Regions from separate parts of the Mus musculus genome. Here region 1 is linked to region 2. A link is a loop called in an ENCODE intact Hi-C map of the cell type or tissue named here. Cell type or tissue: heart. All regions are shown on one strand.

Evidence for each region. A loop is a pair of places that touch in the nucleus more often than their neighbours do. Peaks named below come from ENCODE experiments on the same cell type or tissue, not always from the same donor. Only the 100,000 strongest peaks of a DNase experiment are listed, where the experiment ranks them.
Region 1: a loop joins it to region 2, with 1.9 times the contacts of the local background. A loop is called at or near these places in 2 of 42 quality-filtered maps.

Annotation. Positions count from the first base shown.
Region 1 is chr1:182,423,423-182,431,422 of GRCm38, reverse strand. It overlaps Trp53bp2 (transformation related protein 53 binding protein 2), which reads right to left. Exons shown (of 18, transcript NM_173378.2): 2 at 2,382-2,529. Among named protein-coding and RNA genes, the nearest start is that of Trp53bp2, 18 kb to the right of the region's middle. In heart, no CTCF peak of the experiment used is centred here; a DNase peak (open chromatin) is centred at 3,812.
Region 2 is chr1:182,373,113-182,381,112 of GRCm38, reverse strand. No RefSeq gene overlaps it. Among named protein-coding and RNA genes, the nearest start is that of Trp53bp2, 32 kb to the left of the region's middle. In heart, a CTCF peak has its summit at 4,746 (motif pointing left); no DNase peak of the experiment used is centred here; H3K27ac peaks cover 393 bases.

The sequences.
Region 1 (8,000 bases), 50 kb before region 2:
TATCACTGATTTTCTACACAATCAGTGTCAAGTCAGTATAAAGCAGTAGAAATAATGGGTCTGTGCCAGTTGTTAGGGTCTTAAGAGTCTAATTCAGTGGCTTCTTATTATCTACAGGCATGCAATTTAACTTCTGAGGGTTTCAAAGATTTGTGTGATCTATATAACCAGAGACCCACTCTCACTAATATTAATGTTCAATGAGTCCCTAGACACATGTAGAAAAAAATTAAAATTAAATGGTCTCAGCTCAAGTTTTAATCTAGTCTTTAATACAGGTTATTTCCTTTTGTGAGAGGGAGTGAGATATATACAGATTGTGTGCACATGTGGCACATGTGCCCTTCTGCACACATTTAGAGGCCTGAAGCTAACATTAGGATGTCTTTCTCTAGTGGTAGACTTTCCATTTTCCTTATTTTCTGAAACAGAGTCTCTTCACTGAGTTTGAATTTTTGCCATTTTCACTAGACTGGCTGTCCAGTGAGTCCCTGGGATGTCCTCATCTGCAACCTGTACCCCGGTCAGTAGGGTTACAGAGCTCACAGCAATACCCAACTGCATGAGTGCTGAGCTGCAAACTGAAGTCCATGCTGTATGAAGCAATCACATGGACCCACACTCAGCCAACTTCCCAAACCCAACATTTAGAAACTATCTGTTTGTAAATAATGTTAACAGTCAAACTTATTCATTTGCAAACAGAAGAATATTTCAATGGGATGATATCTGGCCCTGTTGCGGTAAGGCTGCCAACTTTCAAGACTTTTCTAGAAACAAAAAAGACACAGCTAAATACTGCAATAACTGAGAAGAGCCTCAGTAGAAACAGTGTATCCTGAGTTAGAAAGAAATAATAAACTAACAAAGGATTTCCTACTTCAGGAGAGAAAGCTGAATTGAGAGACCCTTATGCTGGTTAAGAAGCAAGTGCATGAGCTCGGAGCTCAATGACATCGACAGGATTTGTATGAGAATGTTGACGTGGCCTATGAAAACTATACACTTATCAGTAATCACACACCACCTCTCAGCGCCTTAAATAAACAACATGGACAGAGACAGGGCAGCCAGGTATTCAGCAGCCAATTTTGTGACTGAACCCCGAACTTAATCTGCTCAGTTGGAACAAACGACATGCAGTCCTGGTTCTACTTCGAGTAACAGTGATGATATAACCACTTTATACAAAGCATACAAATTCTACAGGGCCTCCACAAAAGGGGATAAAATTCCGAATAGACACCCCACTTCTCCCCTAAGCACTACAAACCTGGGAGGGGAGGGGAGGGGAGGGAAGGGGAGGGGAGGGGAGGGGAGGGGGAGGGGAGGATGGGCACAGGCACTCATCTTTGTCCCTGGTACCCTTTGCTCTGGCAGATGGCACACGTCCATCTCCACCTCACTGCTGCTGTCCTCACAGCACTGTAAGAGGAACACGCTACCTGCTTTTCCTCCTGCACTGTGAGGTATCTGAAAGCAGGAAATTTCCATCTCTGCATCCCTCAAAATCTAATACACTGGCATCCAAGAAATGTTCTCCAAGCAAATGCATGAGCAGGCAGAAAAGATATGAAAAAGGAAGGAGGGAGGGGACTAGGAAGCGAGAGGAAGAAGAGAGTGAAAGCAACAGGAAAACACACTTAAAGCTTTGGAGTAAGGATGCTTTCTTTTTTGGTTTTGTTTTCTTCAGTTCTGGGGATTATAGGTCAAGTACTAGTAAGCACTGTGTTTCTAGAGTGTGGCTACAATGTGCCCAGCTCCCTCAAGATCCTCTTGCTGTGATGTCCCCACCATAATGGATGACAACCTGAACTATGGTTCAGAAGTTGGTTCTAACTATTTTAGCATAGCAACAGGAAACTAAGACAATCCCCAACATCAAAGAAGAGAAGGAAAGCATCAAATTTCTAATTAATGATAGCTTTTTGTTGCTGGTGGTGGTTTGGTGTTTCTTGTTTGTTTGGTTGGTTGGCTGGTTGGTTTTTTGAGACAGGGTTTCCCTGTGTAGTCCTGGCCGTCCTAAATCTACCTGTCTGTGCCTTCCAGATGCTGGGATTAAAGGTGGGTACCACCAATGCTCAGAAAGGAAAACTTAAACATACAAAATAAATAAACTTCTGAGTACCAAACACTTGACCATAACAATATCCCGAAGCTTCCATCCAACACACTTGTCACCTGTCTTTGTTCAGTGACTTCCTTCTGTTACAGAAAAAAGAAAAAAACAAAAGAAAAAGCGAGAACTTGACCTTCTAAGGTGCAGGTTATCCTGCTGTCTGTAGGTGAACAAGAATACCCTACCCCCCATCACAATACCAATCCTAGAACCCAAAAGGAACAGAAGATAGCAGAGCTCAAACAGAAAGCCGGGTCCATACCAGAGCCACACCACACTTCGGCTAAATGGCAGTCGTTCTCTCCAGGCTCCTTGCACAGATCCACCACATCTCTGCATATTGTCTCTGGGGTAACAGGAACTTCTGTGAAGTGCTGCTCACTGTTACTGAGGTAAACTGTCAGGAACATCTGAAACAGAGAGAAACCATTACCTGTCTTGTCTGCCCAGGTGGCATTCCCCTTAGATCCTTGCCCTGAAACAAAGAGTGGAGCTGGGGTAGGCCCACAGCCCTGGGCCCTTGTCCTTCCCCAGGTACTGCCTGCTGAACTGGAAACCCCACAGGGTAGCCAGAGGCAGCCTTCAGATAGAAGGGAAAAGCAAATCTTTTCCTGCCAGTTTCATATGTACTGTTTGTTCAGCAAAAACGGAGCTAGATCAAGACATCAAACAGATCTTTTCATGAATCCTTTCATACTTGATTAGAGAATGTCATACATGCCTGATGTGGTAGAACATACCTGTAGTCCAAGCTACTCAGGAAGCTGAGGCAGGAGGATTGTTTAGTTCACGAGTCCCGGGCTACAGTTTGCTATACTAATCAGGTGTCTGCACTAAGTTTGGCTTCAATACGATGACCTCAGGAGTGACTGTCACACACACACACTTATGGATGCATTTCTCTTTAGAAGCATATATAAAAACAGAGTAAGTTCAGATCCTGAGGGTGGGGAGCAAGAGACAGGAGCCAGGGCACGGAAGGAAACCTTATTTCTATATCACATGCATGCATTAACTACTCCAGAAACGTTAAACTGAAATGTTTCAATCAAATCCAATACCTACTCTAAAGTATGTGAATAAGTAGAAATTAGTTAGCATATCAAAACCTATGAGAGCCTGTATGCAAATGCAGTCCATAGGTAATTAAAACTCACTGTAAATCTTTCTCCTAGAACAATTAAACATCTTAAAAAGCACTGCTACCAAAGAATTCACATTGCTATGCCTGTCAAATTATTTAAAATTTTTGTAAATTCCTGAAGCTGAAGAATCAAACAAGCAGCAAACCAGTTTGATGAATACAACCTGTCCATTCAACCCCATGAACACCTACCCCATGGGAGTCGGTACACATCAGTATGAAGAATAACACCTGTTAAAAGGTATCCCACTTTCATGCTGAATAAAGAAAGAATGCAAAGACTATGGGAACTTGTGGGAACCTGATAAACAAACACCAGGTTATTGTCTTTCAAAACAACCAAATGAGACTATGCTGAGCTCTGAGAAAGTGTGAGGTTTATTCCCCCACCTCCACCCCCACCACACACACACACACACACACACACACTCACACACTCACAGCAGAATGTGTTGAATCCACACTCTGGTTACAGTGCCACAGTAGCATTACAGAGCTAGAGGGTTTGCCAAAAGTCACTTGACCTCCCTTGCAGGCTGAAACTCCTCTGGCCACCCTCCCAGTGAGAAAGCTGCGTAGCCTCACTGTGAAAGCAGCACTGAGAAGGACATCACACTGGGGACCAGAAGATTTGGAGGCACCTGGACTTAGCCCATTTCCTTGGGACCCTTCACCTCCCTTTTTTGCAAAGGTGTCCCCTAATGCATATAAAACACCTATCACATACAAAGTCATCCAGAAACATTAACGTGGATTCTGTTAAAACAGTAAGTCAATCATATAGAAGAAGCTAAAATGCTGTCAAGATTCCTAGTATGAACAGAATGCACCTCGGGCTTTGTGCATTCTGATAACTGTACCACATGAAATGTGGATCCTAAAGCCTCAACTTAGCCAACAAGGCTGCATATAAGCTCCTTACACATAGTGCCTTGACAATACTGGAAAAAATAAAGATTAACCAAGCCTAGAGAATGCGACTCTGTTGCTGCTGGGCCAGAACACCCAGCACACTTAACCAGAGAATTCAGTAATACTGCTCCATAGTCTTCACCCACATAAACTTTCTCTCAAGCTTAAAGCTTCAAAACAACTGTCTTTACTATTATGTTCACACTAGATAGAAGAACATTTACTAAACACACTACATCAGCAAATAAACACGGTTACACAACAGACCCCTGTACACGTCTATCTCACCTGCTACTTTCACCAGCATTACCCAAAGTCTTACAGCAACTCTCAGACAAACAGAACAAAGATTATCTTCTCTACCAATGAAGAAAAAGGCTCAGAGCAGTGATCTCCTTGGCTATTGAAACAAGGTCAGAATACAGCTTTTCCTCATCTATCCTTTACTCTTCAAGACGTCTGTGCTTTTGGCAGAGAAACATTAGGGAGTCCTCCACTTAGCCAGTCACCTCAGGTTTAACAGCAATCTAGCCTTTGCTTTCTAAAGCACAACTACTCTAAGAATGTGAGACGTGTTCCTCCCTGAGGAATTAATACTGGTGTGAATGGCAAGTGCCTGAGCCAATGCCCTTCTTCTCCATAAAAAGTAGCTGTGCTCCCAATGCCTGTGCTGAAATCCTCAATGCTGGATTAGCAATGGCATTTTGCTAGCTTCTTGGACAGATCTAATTGGAACCCCACACTTCTACAGAATGTCTTAGGAAGGGTACCTCTTTGAAATACTCTTATCTTATCTTTTAAAATGAGTCTTAAGTTCCCTAGGAACTGCCATTTAGTTAGGTGCAACAATAAAACCCAATACTGACTAGAGATCCACATGTCCTGCCCATACCAAAGACACTGCCACCATTAACTTTACAACTCCTTGCTTCTGTTCTACCGAGTGCTCCAAGTGCTCCACACCAGGCCAGGCCAGGCCTGCGCCCGACTGGGAACTCTGACTTGCTGCTCCTGCTGAGCATGCTCTTAAGCTGCATAGCTTGGTCTCCTTGCCTCTGCAGCTGTCATCCTCTCAATAACATCTTCCCGGCCACTCCACCTAAAATTCCAGCCCTCCCCCGCCCCCCACAAAGCCACTACCTCTACATAGGTTCTGTACCTGACAGTCATGAGCTCACCATTCATTACAAATGCAATGCCATGCAGCCAAGGGTTGTCTCTGTTAGTGTGCCTTCAGCACCTCAAGCTCCCTGGTAGACAGCAAGCACACAACCTGCATCAAATGCTGTAGATGGCAGTGCACTTTACAGTAACACACTGAAGCACAGCGAGGAAGGTAACCTCTGCAAGTCATACAGCTATGAAATAAATGGCAAAGCCAAGATCCAAAACCAAGGCTGGTTGTCTCCAGAGACTGAGCTCTTTAACTACTGTGTTACTTTGTGTCATCTTCATCACTGCACACATAAGGTCACACTTGTCACTACCATTAGCTCTGCCTTTCAGAGAAACGTTTTGGTCCAGGGCACACCATCTTACCCCAGCTTGTCTCGGTTATGTTCTATTCAGACATCATGAATGGTCTCGCATCTCGCGTATAGTATATAGCAAGCTATAGACTTGATTTATTCAGGTACACCCAACCACCACCATTTATTTCTGATTCAATATTCTTTCTATTCATTCGGCATTTACAGATGATCTATGGCCTGTACTCTAGTATAGAAATGATCTCTGCTGAAATAGTTAACACTGAAATGCAGAGGGAGAGAGAAAGCAGATGACAGAAGAACATAGAAGCGATGTGGAAAAGACACAGGGAGGAACTCAAGCTGGCTCCCTCTCTCTCTCCTATCCCCCACTGGGCAACCTCAAGGAGAACCAGATGGCTGGGGAGCTCTGGTAAAGAACAAGGTGAGACAGGAGGGAACTGTGTGGGGAATAAAACGCCAGCTGAGGAGCCCAGCTCCCCCTACAATGCTGAGAGGGCTCTAGGGCAGGCAACCACATTTAAAGGAAATGAGGCCCAAGTCCAGCTAAGGTTCAACAAGTATGCCACATGGAGAATAAAGGCCCAAAGAGGGAACAAACTGGTCACGTTAGTGGAAGATGAGGTCTCTGCGGAGAGAGGAAGAAGAAAAGATTACAGGAGCAAGCAGAAACTAGCATGCATGTATTTATGGGCAGAGGTTCTAAAATGCTGGCAAGGACAGAGGTATTTGAACAAAGACTGCTGGCCCACTCTGACAGTAGATGTTGGAAGGAGGCAGAGACTCCATTTCTAGCAAATCCCAGATGGTGCACACAAATGGCCTAGAAACCGACCAAGAAAACAAGGAACTTGAATTTAAATTTATGAGGCTCCTGGAAGCAAATAGTTAAAATAATAATAATAATAAATCCATGGTTGCCAAGGACCTCAGGAAGATAAAGATTGCTTCTTCATCCTCTTTGAAGACATGAGAACAAAATGACAAAATTAAAGTACCATACCTTTGAAATTTTCTGTTAAAATTATGTTAAACGTTTCCTTATATTCATAGTCATAAGCATTCCCCCAAATTATAAAGGTTAAATATCACTTCAAATCTCTCATCTTAAAACCTAGCCATGATGGATTTTAATGTGAAAACCTATAATTATATTTCAAATGCTATAAAGAGAGAGAAATGCAGCCTTGTTTTCAATAAATATCAATTCTTTTCTCCTTCCTTTTTTTGAAGAATAGAGAGATGGCAGCAAGTTAAGCCACCTGTGATGTCGGTGTGAGAGCGAAGGCTGGGCAGGCACTGCTACCTCCCTTTAGCTTTGTTTCACAAGCACATTCTTGTAAAGGAGCCAAGTATTCTCAAAATGACAGTTTAATTCCCACAAATAAAGCAGAAACAAAATGAAGCAGGAATTGTTTTGTTTGGATCAAGTGATTTTGAGTCACCATGATGAAAAATCAAACAAATTTTAAAGTCATATATGGTAGCATTCACACTTGGGAAACTGAGGCAGGAGAATTTTAATTTCCAAGCCAATTATTATATACTATGTATATATTAATATTTATATATATAATTGGTTTAAGGAATCAACTTACAACCATAAAGTATCACTTTTATTCATGCATATTATTACTCCAACACATCTTTGCTGTGCAATGTAAGATATATTTAATAATACATTTTTGGCATAACCATGCTGCCTCAACTTTAGTCAAGAAACAACTGAAACAATCAACAAACAAAAATTTAACCCCCATAATATTACAATGGAATGAAAATTACCATAAACAATGAAGATTTGTGACAACACAAACCTTAAAAGAACACCTTAAGTGACAAAAGCCAGACACAAAGGCCCCATAGCTTAGGACTCCATTTCTTTAAAGATTTACTTTAGTTTTTATTTTATTTTTCATGCAATTAGCGTTTGCTTGTGTATATATGCATGGACTGTGTGTGCTTGTGTATGTGTGTGTGCACACATGCATAAGCACATGAGCACACATTTCTCTATCCACATGAAGGGAGGTACCTGCTAAGGCATAGGCGCTGGATTCCCTGTAACCTGAGTTACAGATGGTTATGAGCCACTATAGTGCTTGCCTTGGCTATATTTGCAATTTTTCACTTTTAATAATTGGAAGACTCCTGTGATTCGGCTATGGAACCAAAAAAGAAAAAGAAAAAGGCTGGGCACACCTTTAATCCCAGGGAGGCAGAGGCAGGTGAATCTAAGCTTAAAGCTATCTTGGTCTACAGAACAAGTTCCTGGACAGCTAGAGCTACACAAGGAAACCCTGTCTCAAAAACAAACAAACAAACAAACAAACAA
Region 2 (8,000 bases):
TCTCGGTCAGGACCCATGCAGACAAACACAACACCGTGTGGAGCTCAGGCTGCTCAAGGCAACCCTGTCCAGGTTTTCTGCATCTCGAGTCTGAAGACCCCTGGCATCTGGACCAGGCTCCTGTCTTGTTCCTAGCTCCACACTGGGAACTGTTGTACACCCATTTGCTTCTTGGTCATAATTTTGCTTCCTCTATGAGGCAAGCCTGCTTACCCTAGTCACACGGTCTAGTGTCTCATAGCTCAACCGAGATGTGGCATAATCCATTCTTGGCTGGATCCCTGTTTCCTGTGCCAGAATATTCTACGCTCCTTCCTCTTTCTCACAGTAGCCTTGAGGGTAACTGAGGGGGAACACAAATATAAGCTATACACGAGTTGAAATGTGTGTTCATAGAAGCGATGCATGTTTTATGCTCATTTTTGAAGAGCCTTTGAAGAAGAAGATGCTCTGTCTAGTGGGCAATAGGAAAAGGGGAAGCTCGCCTTAACCATGTAACAGCCACGCTGATCACCAAAATAAAGCTTGTTATATGGTAGGCAAGAAACTGTCCATCTCGGAGACCCCTTCCCACCAGCACACTAAACTCCACGGACTCTTTCCAGCCTATGGGTCTGAAGGCCAAGGCTGATGTCACTCTGGAAGGCTTTACAGGATTGAGAAAGTGGGATTGATAATCTCCCGCTCTACCTTGGGGACCTCATCTTTGCTGGGTTGGCTGGCTTTCTGTCACAGTGTGGTGGTTTTAATGCCAATGACCTGCCTCCCCATAGGCCCATAGGAAGTAACACTATTGGGAAGTGTGGCCTTGTTAGAGGAAATGTCACTGGAAGGTAGGCTTTGAGGTTTCAGATGTTTAAGCTAAGCCAGGTATCTCTCTTTTCCTGCTGACTTCAGGTGTAGAATTCTCGGTTATTTCTCCAACACCATGTCTGCCTACGAGCCCTCTATGGTGATAATGGATGGAACCTCTAAACTGTCCGCCAGCCCCAGTTACCTTATAAGAGTTCCTGTGGTCATAGTGTCTCTTCCCAGCAATAGAAACCCCAACAAAGATACAGAGCAAGTAGTCTTTTTGTTGTTGTTGTTGAAAATCACAGTCTTTTTACTTTTTTGTCTGTGTAACTGGCTACATGGGATTGCATGTTGCTAGCCTTCACCATTCTCACAATAAGAGAAGGCAAACTCCTGTGTTTTAAGAGAGGGGGTAAGATAGACAACCAATGCTAAATCCAAACTTACATTGTGTGAGTGATGTGTGTGAGTGTGAGTGTGTGTGTGTGTGTGTGTGTGTGTGTTCGTGTAAGTGCACATTTATGGTTTTGGTGTATCAAACTCAATTATTGCTCTTAAGAAGTAATGTTTTTGAGACAAAACCTCTGGCCTGAAGCTTGTTAGTTATAATAGACTGGTTGGTTATCTACTAAGCCCCAGGAATCCATCCGTCTCTAACTAGCAGCACTGGGATTGCAAGTGTGTACCATTATGCCTGACTTGCTTGTTCATTTGTTACATGGGACTCGGAGATCAAGCTTGGGTCCTGGACTTCCGCAGCAAGGACTTTAGTGACTAAGCCATCTCAACAGCCAACGCTATCCCCTCCTAACTTAAGCTTCTTTTTTCCCCAACTTAAACTTCTTAATAGATGAAACATTCGGTCTTAAATGGAGACTCCTTTACTGGTGAAAAACCAATTTAACAGCATGCGGAAAATTGAGCAAGATACTAAAGTTCTAAACCTGAGAGCAGTACTGAAGTGATTCTCATCTGGGAATTGTTCTAAGGTCTCCTGTAGAGCATTTAGTCTCAAGCAAAGGTCCCAGAGCATCTGTGAGCGTCACTTAGAAGAAACGTTTGCGTCTGCTGCCAAAATGACCTTGAAAACTGACCATTTCTTCCAAATCTGAACATCTACCTGCCCGACAATGGAGCGACCCACATGGTATGTACACAATAGCAATGCAAATATACATTCACAAAAGCCATATGCAGGAACATTTCCAGCTATACTATTTATAGTCAAAAACTGGAAAGAACCCAAACTCCCAGCAATGACACGATGAAAGGGAAAAGCTAGAACATAGGAATGAGCAAGGCCTCCTGCTGCACACCTTACATAACGTTGAGAGTAAAGTCAAAAGGGGCAGACCTAATCCAAGCCACGGAGGTGGGGTCATGGTCATTCCTGTTGGGCAGGAAGAGTCAGAAGTATCCAAAGTGAAGGGGCTTCAGAGACCCGTGACTCTTTTATTCTGTATATGCACGTGCATTTATGTGAAGTGTGTGTGTGTGTGTGTGTGTGTGTGTGTGTGTATGTATGCAGATGTATGTGCTCTTGTGAGGGTGAGGGGCAGCAGCCAACACTGAGTGTCATCCTCACTCAGCCCTCTGATCTCTCTCAATGGCCCGGCGCTCACTGGTTAGGTAGCTGGACAGGCAGGCAAGCCCAGGAGTCCCCCAATATGGGGAGACTCCCTGATCTCGTGAGTCCAGAGCCAGTTCCAGCAACTTACCAGTGGTTACATCACCGAAGAAACCATTTCTTTCTCACCCCCAACAACCATTTCTACTTCCTCTTCCCAGAATCTTGTCAGGGTCCTGTTTACTGGGGATCATTCTACAGTTATTTAATCTCAGCGCTGTGGCCGAGTCTCAGCCTCTGCACATACCTCTGTCCGCTACAGAAAGCCTGTCCGCAGCTCTGACTATGAGCTCAAACATCAACACTTGCAGGGCAAATGGACGGGTACATCGGGTCCCTTTAGCAATATAACACCAACAGTTTCCTGCTAGGGCTGGTGACCTCCCTGAGCACAGGCCGTTGACAGGATTTAGAGTATCAGATGGGAATCCTTGCTGTGGAGTGGACTTCAAATCCAGTCAGGATGTTACCCTGTGGTTACCTTAAAGAAAGGAAACTGGGAGGCTAACGTGGGGCATTAACTTAACCTTCAGTTTTACTCTTTTATACTTCTTAAACCTCGCTACCTGCTTTGAAATAATTATTTCCGTTTTTTGTTTTGTTTTGTTTTGTTTTTGTTTTCTCGAGACTGTCCGGCAATTATTTACTTTTAAAATAGCTGCTCCAGAAGAAAAATGCAACTTAAGGTTTTAAGTAGACATTTTTAAAATTAAAAAAAATAAGGATGAAAAATATAACTTAGCATGTCATAAAAGCTGCTAAAAGCCAGGCAGTGGTGGCGCACGCCTTCAATCCCAGCACTTTGGAGGCAGAGGCAGGCAGATTTCTGAGTTCAAGACCAGCCTGGTCTACAGAGTGAGTTCCAGGACAGCCAGGGCTACACAGAGAAACCCTGTTGGGGGTCGGGGGAAGCTGCTAAAAGCTGGTGCTCTGATTGGTACCCAGTGTGAGCCAGCTTTCTGTCACTCTAAGCTGCAGTAAATACCTAGGTAGCCAAAGAAAAGAGAGAAGGGAAATCTGGCCCTCAAGCGTGGAGGCTTCCGTTACTGGTGGGCTGTGCTGCCTTTGGACTAGCAGAGACATAAGTACGTGATAGTGGGCAAACTGTGGTAGAGAAAGCAACTCTCCTCATAGCCAGAATGCAGGAGAGAGGAAGAGAAAGAGGCTGCAGGTTCACAGTCCCTTAGAAGATGTGCCGCTTCCTCCTCCATAATCGATATCCTGCCTCTGTGCAGGTTTGTACTTCTACAGAAATACATTAAAATATAATCTGAAAATACAAGCTGCCCTCCTGGGAGGAACAAGTTCACATACGGAATCATTTTACAGGAAAAAGCAAGCAGGAGGGAAGAAATAGAAGACTTCATTGCGGGGTGGAGATCAGCAAAACATAGGGCTGCAGACATAAGGAAAGGGTCAGAGTGATGCTCGATAGTCTGCATGCTAAGCAAAAGAGAATCAATTTAAAACAAAAAGAAAAAGTGTTGGCTTGAGGAACACTTTCCGGGGCAGGAGATCCCACGCCGACAGCTGCAGGGAGATCCCACACCGACGGCGTCTTTGTTACTACATTTTACTGTGGGAGCAGGGGCCATGGCTCAGGTGTGGTCAGAGGACAACTTGCAGGAGTCTGTTCTCCCTATCCATCTTGTGGCTCCTGGGAAATGAACTCAGGTCATCAGGCTTGGTGGTGATGCCTTTGCCAGCTAAGCTAGCCAGCCAGCCCCCAACAGCTCCCTCAATCGAGGTTTAGAGCTTCCAGGCAAAGGTGCTGATCAAAAAGCATTTTGATAACAGGCATGTAAGACAGGAACTATGAAATCATTCTTTGACCCTCTAATTTTCCTTTGAAATACAATGTTCTTATTGGTGCTCTTTACAGACCCAGCATAACATGAAGTACATTGAAACATTATTTTCTAAAATAAAGCTGTACTGACTGTGGTAATTCTAACATGAGGTGTAACATTCTATTTCAACCAGAACATTAAGTATTAGACGTATCGCAGCTTTATAATCTACTCAAGAGAGCTTATTGAAGGCAGAAAATGAACCTGAGCAGTAGCGCTTATATTCAGCCCTCATTAGGTTTGTGCAAACGGTTGTTTAAATTCCCAACGGGAAGTCTGTCCATCTGGCAGGCATGATAGCGTAGCGAGGAGGACCAGATGGGCTCTGAAATGGGTCGTTCCTGGCAGAGTGAAGAATACTTACGGTAGGATTGATTTTTGATGCACCACCTGAGGTGCCCAGGACAGACCATCCAAGTCCCCAATGGACTTGTCCCCCTGTGCAAAACTTAAAAGCATTAAAGGCCACCTAGTGGCTAAATGGGAAAACGACATGTCAGATGATTCTGTGGCTTCGTGTATGGACTATAAACAGGCTCTTTAATTTGGTCAGCTCCTCTTGCACACAAAAGCATCTTAAGTGGCCCTGGGTTGGCCATAAATATCTCCTACAAACTCTGTTACTTCCCCATCATCATTGCCAGGGTCCTCGGTCAGGCTGTCTTTCGCCATCAATATAATTTCTCTCTATAGCTCCCTGAAAATGTTATGTGCAGAATATGGCATTACTGTATGTGAGTAAATGATCAATATTTGTCGCTTAGAGAGAGGATAGGGGAGCGTTCTCTGGGTACAATGCTTTCTTCACAGCATGAAGACCTGAGTTCAAAACCGAAGCTGACTGTGGTGGTGTGTGCCTGAAATCCCAGCATCAGGAGACAGAGACAGGAAGAATCTTGGCGCTCTTTGTCGTCAGCCAGTCTAGCCAATCGGTGAGCTCCTGTCCACTGAAGGGCATGTCTCAGAAAATAGTATACAATGATAGAAGAGGATGCTCTTTGGCCGTGGCCTCCACAGATGCACTCATGGACATGCACACCTATACACGCTCACATGTGCATGCACACACATCTCTATTTCACACCAAACAGCTTTGGTCATTAGTGAGAATCATCCCCTCGCTCCAGTACCTTCTCAAATTCTTTTGCAAAAATACAGCAATATGCTACACTATTAAACAGTGGCAATGAGCTGTTCAGCACAAAGGCAAATGCGCAGTACGTTTCATTGGCGAGAAGTTCATTCCAGAACACCGCTCACCCGCGAGTCTTCTTGATTAGCCTTCGGAATGGTTTGGATGATTAAATAGCAGCATTTAAATTCAGATATATTTTTTCCCCACAGAATTGTAATTGGGGTCTCCCATGGAGAGACCTATCAGACCTATCAGACTTCCATGTGACAAGTCCCAGTGTGACATTAACAAGACATTCAAAAGAGTAGGGAAGTCTCTCTGAGAAAGAACTTCTGGGTGACAATGCCGCTCACCCTTGCCTGATTTTGCTTTCGATTCTGACTCCCCTTTCCGCTGACTCGGAGGACCATCCTTCAGCTATCTGTCATTAAAATAAGCAGTTTGTAGCAAGAGTTCAGAGATGTGGTTTTCTTCTTTTGCCATTCATTTAGACCAGCATGTCTGTGTAAAGTAACATCGAAAGTAACAGTTTGTCCAGATAGATTGTAGGATGCAAACTGGGGAATGGTTTCCAGGAAGGTCCAATGTTTGGGTCGATCTACAACCTTGGAAAGTCCCGGGATGGAACTCACCTTCTCCCTCTCTGTGCTCCATAGTATCTGCTAACTAAGCACTGGGCAACCCATCGGTCCTTAGTCTTTCTCCAAGCTTGCCCATCTGGACCTAACTAGGAACCACTGTAGGACCCTCTTTCCCTAGATCCACTTGCCACGGTGCTACACAGGGTCACTTTCTCTAAACTAGTTGAAACTTGTAAAGCATACATAAAAGGACAGTTAGAAAGTGGCATTCCACCCCACACCCCTCCACGCCCCCACAAAAATATCTCCAGAAAAAGAAATCCTCCTAACTGGTTCCTGACACGTTGTAATTCTTTACTTCTGTGTTTCTTCCTCTGCTTGTCAGTGATGAAGCATCAGAAAATTGTAAAATCCCCAGGAATGGGAAAAACCGACAGCGAGTCTCATCAGGAAGTATACACCAGGACTCAATGTTCCAGTAAAGAAACATGCCACTTCCGAATATGCATCAGGATCCTGATGGGGTGGTGCGCACCTGTGACCTGAGCACTCTGTGATGACCAGAGTTCCAGAGCACCCTGGCTATATAGCAAGACCTTGTCTCAAAAAAAAAAAAAAAAAAAAAAAGAAAGAAAAATTAAAATCAGATCTTCCACATCTATCTTCTATAGATTTATTTTATGTACATGAGAAAAAGACAACTGGCTCTGATGTCAGTTGTAGCTTTAAAGAAAGTCTCTGTACAGTGGGTGTGTACACACATCATGATGTGGGGAGGTCAAAAGACAACCCCTTGTCAGTCCTTGCCTTCCACTTCCCAGGAGGGCTTCTTCGTCATCATTGCCCATTCAGGCTAACTAGAACACAGGCTTAAAGGGAATTCTCTTGTCTCCACCTCCCATCTCAGCATTTGAATACTGAGATCACAGGTATACTCACTGATATGTGGCTTGTTTCAGCTCATAGTTCCAGGTTACAGTCCATCATAGCAGGGAGGACACAGAGGCAGGAACTTGAAGGAGGTGTTTATAGCACATCCATGATCAGGAACAGAGGCAGAGGAGGGGTGTATGCTGGTGCCCAGCAGCCATGGTCAGGGACAGACAGAGGAGGGAGGCATGCTGTGTGCCCAGCAGCCATGCTCAGGGACAGAGGCAGCAGAGGGATGTATGCTGTGTGCCCAGCAGCCATGGTCAGGGACAGAGGCAGAGGAGGGGTGTATGCTGGTGCCCAGCAACATGGTCAGGGACAGAGGCAGAGGAGGGTGTATGCTGGTGCCCAGCATCCATGGTCAGGGACAGAGGCAGAGGAGGGAGGCATGCTGTGTGCCCAGCAGCCATGGTCAGGGACAGACAGAGGAGGGGTGTATGCTGGTGCCCAGCATCCATGGTCAGGGACAGAGGCAGCAGAGGGATGCATGCTGTGTGCCCAGCAGCCATGGTCAGGGACAGAGGCAGCAGAGGGATGCATGCTGTGTGCCCAGCAGCCATGGTCAGGGACAGAGGCAGCAGAGGGATGCATGCTGTGTGCCCAGCAGCCATGCTCAGGGACAGAGGCAGAGGAGGGATGCATGCTGTGTGTTGAAAAGCCATGGTCAGTGTACTGGCTGGTTTTATGTGTCAACTTGACACAGGCTGGGGTTATCACAGAGAAAGGAGCTTCAGTTGGGGAAATGCCTCCATGAGATCCAGCTGTGGGGTGTTTTCTCAATTAGTGATCAAGGGGGAAAGGCCCCTTGTGGGTGGGACCATCTCTGGGCTGGGAGTCTTGGGTTTATAAGAGAGCAGGCTGAGCAAGCCAGGAGAAGCAAGCCAGTAAGGAACATACCTCCATGGCCTCTGCATCAGCTCCTGCTTCCTGACCTGCTTGAGTTCCAGTCCTGACTTCCTTGGTGATGAACAGCAGTATGGAAATGTAAGCCGAATAAACCCTTTCCTCCCCAACTTGTTTCTTGGGCATGATGTTTGTGCAGGAATAGAAACCCTGACTGAGACAGTCAGGGACAGAGGCAG